2 separate regions of the Homo sapiens genome follow, and region 2 is linked to region 1. The links are chromatin contacts, found by Hi-C in ENCODE. All regions are on one chromosome and are shown on one strand. The core of a region is the stretch at or near the end of the contact, and the rest is flanking DNA. Distances in the headings are between cores, read along the strand shown.

Evidence for each region. Hi-C counts contacts between places; a loop is a spot of excess contacts on that map. Pooled maps may share reads with other maps.
Region 2: a map of naive thymus-derived CD4-positive, alpha-beta T cell shows a loop between it and region 1 (12-fold over the local background). The contact joins the promoter of ZCCHC7 here to the promoter of NDUFB6 in region 1. A Hi-C loop is called at or near these places in 2 of 168 maps with a recorded cell type or tissue (heart left ventricle and naive thymus-derived CD4-positive, alpha-beta T cell) and 7 of 50 pooled maps.

What each region holds. Positions count from the first base shown.
Region 1 is chr9:32,571,268-32,576,269 of GRCh38, forward strand. It overlaps NDUFB6 (NADH:ubiquinone oxidoreductase subunit B6), which reads right to left and starts at 1,892. Exons shown (of 4, transcript NM_002493.5): 1 at 1,614-1,892. The coding sequence starts at 1,793. RefSeq lists enhancers at 1,440-1,979, 2,250-2,299.
Region 2 is chr9:37,117,572-37,122,573 of GRCh38, forward strand. It overlaps ZCCHC7 (zinc finger CCHC-type containing 7), which reads left to right and starts at 3,003. Exons shown (of 9, transcript NM_032226.3): 1 at 3,003-3,052. LOC105376034 (a long non-coding RNA gene) reads right to left here and starts at 2,829. Exons shown (of 3, transcript NR_188580.1): 1 at 2,225-2,829. RefSeq lists an enhancer at 2,665-2,744.

The DNA.
Region 1 (5,002 bases), core at 642-3,141:
CTTAAGCAGTATTTTGCAAGACTATAACAAGGCATTTATAGATTTTTTAAAGACTTCCAAAAATATCCTTATTATAAGTTTGTTAAAGATAAAATATAGCAAAATAATGAAAGAATAATTTTAATGTATTTAACCAGAGTAATCAAACCTACAGAATTTTTCAGGTATAGTCATCTCCCTTATTTATTGATCAATGACACTCACATCATTTTAGGTATAAGGCAGACAACCTTGACAACGCCAATGCTGGAAAAAGGACGTTTTACATACTAAGATGGGGTGTCCCAAACTCACTCCAAAATGCCCTCTGCAACACTATTTTAAAAAAGAACTAAAAATGGAACTTTCCCATGTCTTCCAACTTGATTAAAAAACACCTATCCATTCAAGGAAGGGACAATCCAGAATCTAAGAATTATAACAGATATGATTATAAAAGAATAAATTAAAGTAAGGTAAGGTGAACTTCGACACATTATTATTTATTTACTTCCTTATATCACTTGCTGATGGATGGGATGTCAACTTTAAATCAGTGACTGCCAATATTCCGATAATGTCAGGGATACAAAGGGTGGGAGAAGAGTTGAATTTTACCACCATAAATAAGTATCCAATATCACTTTCTCAGAAAAATTTTCAACAATTCTATTGCACTAGACTTTGTAGCACAGTAAGAATCAGATACATGTTGATTACAATATGAACTCATATTCAATTCCTAGCTCCCTGACCACCAGCAAATCACTGAAGCTTTGTAGGCCTCAGTTTCTTCACATTTAAAATGAGGATTAGGAATATCTACCTTACAGGAATAAAGAAATGAAGTAACACATGTAAAACCCCCAGTAGAGTGCCAAGCACACAGCAAGCACCCGTGTGTTACGTAGTATTGTTACTACTATTATCCTGTCATCAGTAAGTGTTGCAGGTAACTGAAAGCAATTCTGAGATGTTTATCATCCATAACAGTCCTCAAGAAAATACCCAGAGGCCTTGAAAATAAAGTTCTTGAATGAGTGATTTTCTTCAAAGCCCAAAATGCGATTTTTTTAATGAAACACTGTGTTAAAAGTACAGAACGGTAGTTTAGAAAGGTAGCTCTTGAATGTGACTCACAAGGCATACCAACAGGACCCTGTCTTTTACGGGGATCACATGGGGCTGTACTATCAGCTAGGGGCTGGCTGTGCCCTCTGGTGGTTGGATACTGTGTTACTTGGTCTCTAGAACCTCACACTTAAAAGTCAGACAAGTGTCCTCAAATACTTAAATCACAGAATTTTAATTCTAGCGAGTCCTTGGTTATTATTCTGAGGGAAGATTTCTACAGTCAAAAGAGAACCAAACGTGCAGCGTCCTGGAAAACCTAAGTATTAAAATTCGCCCCCGTCCACTGTACTTGACAGTAAAAGGCATGATTCTCTCAAAGCCATACATATTCCTGGACTCCTGCCTCCCGAGACTCCAGGAGGACTCTCGGGACTGGCCAGTGTCCCAGAGCACTGAGCGTTATCAGTCCTTGGTGTGGCTGCAGGGAGCGGACGTTCAGTGTTCAGGCTGCCGGCAGCAGTGGGATGTGTTGGGGGGGACCGGAGAGGTCTGTCACTCACCATTTTCCTCCAAGGGGATTTATTCTCCAAAAATTTATTCCAGAATTTCTCCATAGGCCCCATCTTCTGTGGGGGCAGCACCGGCTCCCGAGGGCTCAGCTCCTGGTCCTTCAGCCATCGCCTTCTCAGCTCTCGCAGCTGCTGCAGCCGCAGTTTCTCATCCGGAGTGTACCCCGTCATGTCGCCGCTGGTACCAACGCAAAAGGACACGGCGCACCCTCGAACTACGGACTAGTTACTTAAGCGCGCTCCCGCTCTGCAAAGCGACCTTGCGGGAACGCCGAGCGCCGCGCGCGGTTATTACGTCACATCCTGGTTCCGCCTCTGCAAGGGCCCCAGATTCCTCGCGAGGAAAGCAGTGTGTGGGCATGCACAAAGGTCTCCACCTCCAGTTCTCTCTACGCCCACCTCCGCTATACCCGACCAAATTAGGACCGGGTGGGGACAAGGAGTACTCGTAGTTGTGGGGCCTGAGGAAAGTGACAGATTAGACGAAAGTATGCTAAATTAGAGGACTGGAGGTTTTGCTAAGGAAGAACTTGTATGCTGGGAGGAGGAAGGATAAGCATAAATGTTTCAGTGAATATGCTGGCCAGATTCAAAATTATTTGCTTGCCTCTCCCACCTTGGAATGACCTAGAGAGTGTATGAAAATAGTTACATCCCAGTTCAAATCCCAGCTATGCCAGTAACTGCTGAAGTGCCCTGGGCAGCTGTCTCATCTGTCCCTCCATCTGTACAGGAATAGTGAAAAGAGTAGCTTAATATCTAGCAAAATTGCATAGATGAATTCATGCTTTCACCCAAAAATACGTGTGGTGAAAATATGAAAGAGCATGCACGACTATTCAGCACGATTCATAATACCAAAATATTGGAAATTACCCCCAAATTCCTAAATAAAGGACTGCTTGAATAAATTGTAGTACAACAGTCAAAAGACAGCATTACAACGAATTAGTTTAAAAATCTTAATTGACTCTTATTCGTGATTCTAGAATCAAAAAACACCTCATTCTATAAAGTAGAATGAGTGTTCTGATCAGCTGAGCAGAGGCGGTTGGTTTTATTGGCAAATAGGGGCTGAAGAAAGCAGAAACCGAACAAAAAGTGGACTCATCGTTTCAAAGTTACTTTTAGGGTTAAAGCAGAAGAAACTTCCTTGTTTCACTGACTCAGACTTAAGGGAATTTCCTATTTTTTGGGAAACTGGCCCATTTCAAAGTTCAGTTTGATTGTGTGGTACTTAGCACAAACGACTCCATTCTGGTTTGGTCTGGTCTGCTGGGGCCTAGTGCGTGAAGCTAGTCCAAAACAGTGGCTTCCCAAAAACTTTCACACAACAAAGCAATGAAATGCTAATACAATCGTCAAAAGTAATAAGGAAGAACTCTATATACATCTGTGGTGTGATCTCCAGAATACATTACAAAGTGGAAAAAAAATGGATAGGAATTTGTACAGTATGCTTTTACCCAAAAAGAGAAAGATGGTGGTAATTTCAATATATATACATATTTTCTTAAATTTTCAAAATAATGGGAATGAAAACAATTGAGGTTTTTAAAGATGCTACCTATGGTGGAGGAAATAAATAGGATAGAGGAGACAGGGATAGAATCTAGACATCTCTGGAAACATCTTACTTCATAAATTTGACTTTAGAACCAAGTAAATATTTCATATTGTGAAATTAAATTTAGCTTAAAGATGTCTCCGTATTTTGAGTCCTTATATAATGAACTGCAACCCAACTTAGTATGCAATTTAACTCACAGCCTAACTTAGGAATATACTTCTGTAACAAATAACTGAGTCTCAGCCAATCATCACAGGTGGTCAACTGATCAGCCCATGTTCAAATAAGGCAAAGGCCAACCTGTAGCCAATCAAGCTGTTTCTGTATCTCATTTCTGTTTTTTTTCTATGCGTGCTGCCTGGCCTCTTTGTGGAACGATACTTTCTGAACCTCCTCTGGTTCTGAGGGCTGCCTGATTCTCAAATTGGTCATTGCTCAATTAATTTCTGCTAAATTTAATTTTTCTAAAGTTTTAATTTTAACAATATCATTACAAAACAAAATTAAATTTACAAAAAGCAGTCCATAAAAATCAAGTAAAAACCAGTAGCTCTTAATTGGTCCACTTGGTGGCATAATCTCAAAGGTACACATCATTCTAAATACAATAGCCCTTGTAACAACGCTAGGGTTAGTAGTGCCAATCCCCTCCACTTGGCACAATCAAACATCCACATATAACTTTGGACTCTCCAAAAACTTAATAGCCTACTCTTGACCAGAAGTTTTACTGATAACATACAGTCAATTAACACACATTTTGTATATGTATTATATGCTATATTATTACAATAAAGTAAGCCAGAGAAAATAAACTGTTATTAAGAAAATCATAAGGAGGCAAAGAGAGGGGTTGGTCTTGCTGTCTTGGGGTGCCAGAGGCAGAAGAAAATCCACGTATGATGGACCCTCGAAGTTCAACCTGTTTTTTTCAAGGATCAACTATAACTTTAAACCATTGAATTATTGTAAATCCACTGAGAGACAACCCGCAAAAACAAACAAAAAAAAAACAACTTAAAAAAAATCTTGGCCAGGCGTGGTGGCTCACGCCTGTAATCCCAGCACTTTGGGAGGCCAAGGCGGGTGGATCACAAGGTCAGGAGATCGAGACCTTCCTAGCTAACACAGTGAAACCCCGTCTCTACTAAAAATACAAAAATTAGCCAGGTGTGGTGGCAGGCGCCTGTAGTCCTAGCTACTCGGGAGGCTGAGGCAGGAGAATGGCATGAACCTGGGAGGCGGAGCTTGCAGTGAGCCGAGATCGCGCCACTGCACTCCAGCCTGGGTGACAGAGAGAGGCTCCGTCTCAAAAAAAAAAAAAAAAAATCTTAAACTGTTTTAAATAATCATATTGAGGATAGTGGTGTTGATCATGGTATTGTTAATCTGACACTGAAAATAACTGTTTACGTGAGTGTTGTAAAAACTGATCTTTTTTGGTATGGGGAGACATGTATATAAATTGTATGTGTTTAAGTAAAAATCCTATAGTCAAATTGTGAACAGGAAGAATCAGTATGAACTCATATTGTATTTTATCTTTAAAAATGTATATAATTTTGTCTTAGCTCTACCTGTTGATAATGGCCTAAAAGAAATTGGCAAACCAATAATCATGAGCATCTTTTGTTCTTAGGTTGTGATCTCTCATGTACATTTTCCACTGAAAGGAACTAGGACTGCTTGAAGCAGCAGTTCTCAAAAGTTTTGCTTCCAAGACTTCTTCAAATTCTTAAAAATTGTTGGAGATCCCAAAGAGCTTTTGTTTATGTGGGTTAATCTATTGATGTTTACTGCATTAGAAATT
Region 2 (5,002 bases), core at 1,753-4,252, 4.5 Mb after region 1:
TTTTCTGGAAAGTGGTTCTCCAATTTTACCTTTTCATAGTACCTTGTCCTTCTCCTTCCCAGCACTTACCCCATAATGTTAATTAAATGTTCTAATTCTTTTCTGGCCAAACTCCTAGACTATAACTGTTTTCCTAGCTAGATGCCTATCTCTATGAGATCAGTGACTTAAAAATTTACAGCTTTTCTGCACTTTCTAACACCGTCTTTTAACAGATAGATGTTCAATAAACGTTGGTGAAAACAATCAAACTCACACTTGTCTTGAGGAGAATTGAAATAGGCCAATGAATTGGCAGTGTGTCATTATGAGAGGAGAAAAATAGTTCAGAGCAGTCTAAGTTACGTTAAAGGTATGCAAAAATAATTTTTTTAAAAATTAAAGATATGGGGTCTCTCATCCAGGCTGGAGTGCAGTGGTGTGATCACAGCTCACTATGACCTTGAACTCTCAGGCTCAAGCAATCTTCTCACCTTGGCCTCCTTAGTAGCTAGGAATACAGTTGTGTGCCACCACGCCTGGCTAATTTTTACTATTTAAAATTTCTTATTTATTTTTATTTTTATAAAAAGATTTGTTTTTTTAAATTTATTTTTATATAATTTTTTAATTAAGAAAAGGATCTTATTTTAAATATAGATGGGGTCTTCTTATGTTGCCCAGGCTGGTCTCCAACTCCTGAGCTCAAGCGATCCACCTGCCTCAACCTCCCAAAGTGCTGGGATTACAGCCATGAGGCACCTTGCTTGAGCTTTAAACATTTTTGTTCAGACGGTCTCATTCTGGAGTGCAATGGTGCGATCTCGGCTCACTGCAGCCTAGACCTCCGCAGTTCAAACCTCAGCCAGGAACAGCTGGGACTCCAGGTGTGGGCCACCACGCCCTGTTATTATTATTATTTTTTTGACACGGAGTTTCTCTCTTGCTGCCCAGGGTGGAGTGCAATGGCGCAATCTCGGCTCACTGCAACCTCCGCCTGCCGGGTTAAAGCGATTCTCCTGCCTTAACCTCAGGAGTGGCTAGGATTACAGGCATGCGCCATCACGCCCGGCTAATTTTGTATTTTTACTAGAGACGGGGTTTCGCCATGTTGGTCAGGCTGGTCTCCAACTCCTGACCTCAGGTGATCCGCCCGCCTCGGCCTCCCAAAGTGCTGGGATTACAGGCGTGAGCCACTGCGCCCAGTCGCCCAGTTAATTTTTAAATTTTTAAATTTTTTTGTAGAGACAGCGTCTTGCTATATTACCCCGGCTGGTTTCGAATTCTCGGCCTTAAGCTATCCTCCCACTTCGGGCTCCCAAACAGGTGAGAGCTACCCCATTAGCCAGGCAGGCATTCAAACTTTATCAGGCCCAGAGGGACTTGAGTATGGTACTTCAGTTAGCACCATCCCATGTAGGTGGTGGTGGGGGTGGGGGTGGGGGGTAGGGGTGTGTGGCAATTGTTTAAAGGCATTTTGTTCTTTTCTTCCCAGTACCTGCATCACCCTTTATCTTCGTGTTCCTAAAATTTGTGATAGAAAGAACAATGTGTAGCCAATGGATAGCTTATGTTATTTTAGTGTCAATTCTTGGTATGTAGTTTAGCAAAAGCCTCTTCTTTTTTCCTTTAAAAATTCACTCGTGGCCGGGCGCGGTGGCTCACGCCTCTAATCCCAGCACTTTGGCAGGTCGAGGCCAGGAGTTCGAGACCAGCCTGGCCAACATGGTGAAACCCCGACTCTACTAAAAATACAAAAATTAGCTGGGCGTGGTGGCAGGCGCCTGTAATCCCAGCTACTTCGGAGGCTGAGGCAGGAGGATGGCTTGAATCTGGGAGGCGGAGGTTGCAGTGAGCCGAGACCGCGCCATTGCACTCCAGCCTGGGCAACAACTGCGAAACTCCGTCTCAGGAAAAAAAAAAAAAAAAAAAAAAAAAAAACCATAAAGAAAGAAAAAAATTCACTCGTAGCTGCTACAAGAAGTGTAATGGCTCATGCCTGTGATCCCAGTGCTTTGGGAGACAGAGGTGGGAGGATCGATACCTTTAAGCCTGGAGCTTCACAAGACAAAGAACTCAGTTGAAACTGCTGCTTATCGGATCACATATTAAGGGCAACTTGAATTGATGATCCCAGGTTGCCCTCATCAAACTTGGCCCAAATAAATTCTCCACTTATATTAACTTTGCCTCAGTTTTTCCTTTAGGTCGACAGTTATTTCTAAAGTTCTACAGATGGGTTTACCTTGTATTAAAATAAGGTGTGAGAAGGGCAAATGAAGCCAGAGGCTCCCAGCACAATCTTGCAACCTTCAGAGACTTCCAAAGGATCAGCATTAACTCCAATATTTAGCAGGAGTGCAGCTCTTCGAGATTCACAAAGTGTTAATCTGTTGCCTAGAATTCCAGAGAGTTGGAGGCGCCCAGTGTGAACTGTGTTCCGCCTAAAAGAAAAAGCGACCAGCCTAAGATCATGAGCGCAAGGGAGAAGCTTGAAGCCATGCGCTCTCAAGTACGCGTTTCCCGCTGCCCAGGTCTGCGGGCCAAGCAGCCAGCCACGCTGGCCCTCGTCATGCACGCGATCAGCTAGGCTCCCGCGCCACGTGGCACTGAGAAGGCGTCCACCGAGCGCCAGGGAGAAGGAGGCGGAGCCCGGCCTCAACCTCGCCCGTGTCCTCATGGGGGTTGTAGTTTTCCTCGCGGGGGTAGAGGGCACGAACTCCCCGGCTTTTGCCCGGTAAATAGCATCTCCTTCGTACGAGTCATTCAAATAATAGATGCAGCCTAGGTAGCTTCAAGAGAAGTTGGGAAGGGGAAGGGGGAAAGCAAGGAAGGCAAACCTAATAATTATGGGCGGGGCAGAGAACGGTTCGCACCCACTACGCATGCGCACATCAGGCGCGGCAGGTGGGCGGGGACGGAAAGGCGGTGACTAGAGCTGTGTTGTCCCCGGAAGTGCCTTCCCTCCCGGGTCTGCGCGGACGCGGCCTCCTTACCTCATTTGTCCTCGCCCCTCCCCGTCCCTCTACGCGTTTTGGTTCCCGGTTGGTGCTTCCTGTTCGCAGCTGCGGCAGTGAGTATGTGTGTGACGGACCCCCGCCGCCCGCGGCTCGGGACCCCTGCCTACCCTCCTTCTTGCCCGCCGGGCTGTGGAACTAGCGCGTGCCCCCTCGCCGGCCTCGACGTCTCCCGTCCGCCCCTCACTCGTGGCAGGGCGCAGCTCCTGGTCCGTCACCTGCGCGCCGCCCCACGCGGCCGGGCTGCGGGTCTAGGGGGTCCGCGTCTCCCTGGCTTTCCAAGGGCTAATGCCGTGATTCTAGAGCGGCTGGGCGTCTAGGGCCTCGGTGAGGGTGGCGTGTCTGCCCTTTTTATTTCCCCGCAAGGCCCCCAGTCTTCTAGGGAAGCCAGTCAGTGAAGCGCGGAGGTCCCGGCGCGCCGAGAGAGAGTCCAGTCTTTGAGGACCGAGTAGTCCTGGGCCACCTCCCGCCTCTGCTGTCAGAAGCAGCAGCTGCAGCAGTAGAATCCAAAATTTCGGGAGCTGTGACCCTTTCCTCATGTAAAACGAGTAGACTTGGACTGTGTTTACTAAGGCGCCCTTTATCCCTCCCATCCTGTGAGCGGACAGTTGCCTTCAACTTTTGGGAAGAGCTGCTGGTTCGGTGGAAAAGCTGTGGCTGGGAATCAGGAGGCCTGGGTTCTAGCCGTGGCTCCCCCACGGATTCGCTGGCGATTCCAGAAAGCTCTTATTGAAGCTGAATTTAAGATTATTTCAGATTGCACAGTTGAATTACGGGCTGCATTAGTAGGGCCTTTTTAGCTCAGTGAATAAGTTTCTCTGAGCTCCTTTCTCCAACTATAAAACGAGAGCGTTCAATTTGATGACTTTTCAGGTCCCCTCAGAAGCTCTTGACTTTGTGGTTTTCTTTTTCTTTTTAAAATTTTTTCTAGGACCGTTAGAGAAATGACTTCGTGTTTGAATAGTTAGGCTGTCGCATACAAAGACTTTTAAATGGATTGTGTGTATACTTAGGAAAGCGTTATGCTTTCAGGAGAATCTGAGCATGGGGAATAAAGTCAGGAAGGATCGCAAGTGAGGATTATATTAATATGATAATTAGCACGGTAAGAGACTGCATGACCGAAGGAAAAGGGCTAAGGGAAAGGTGAAGGAAATGTTTCCGGATAGGATTAGTTCTCGTAAAAATCATATATATATCCCAAGAAGAGCTGGGACTTAAGTGACTAAATTTAGCTTATTTTTTTTCCCCCACTGAAATACTGTGCTCTGTTTGTCTTTTGTGACTTTTGTTTTACACATTTGGATTCTCCATCCCAATCAGATTTGATTCAGAGTGGCCATCGCATTTGAAAAATGGACAGACATTTTAACCCTTTAGACAATTGTGTTTCAACTGTCCTGTCAGGGCAGCTTACTAAGAGTAAGAAAAATTTTACTTTGAAAGTAAAGTGTATTCATCACATTCCAATGAAAATTGGACTGAAAATGAGGCTGTGGATTTGATTTAAATCGGCCGGAGATGGATGCGTGTGTCATCAAGAAGGAACATCTAGGGAGGCTAAAGATATTTGGAAGTAAATAAGAGCAAAAGGTCAGAATGACCAGTAGGTAGACTGTGAGAGCAGAAGGATTGATTAAAGACTGTGTTAAGTAAATGCTGAAAGCTTAAATAAGCCTTAAGTTGTCTAGTTTAAAACAATTCAGTCAATGAATACTGCTCCCTCTTTTGAATGGTAATAGCCTTTGCAGTTATTCTATAGCTGTTTTATATTTGTTAAGGTATTTTAATTCTTAGATAAGTTTCATTTGCATGATATTTTAAGATGTTATATAGGAAACATCTTTTCTGGTCATGGGATTGATAGTTTTTGAGTACCAACTTGGGAGATTCTTAAATGGCAAACTGACAAACGTGTGTTTTCCTTACACCTAAAATGTCTCATTTAGTTTTTAAACTCTGCTGGGACATAAAATGGATATTTGTGAGGTAAATTTAGGTGTTAG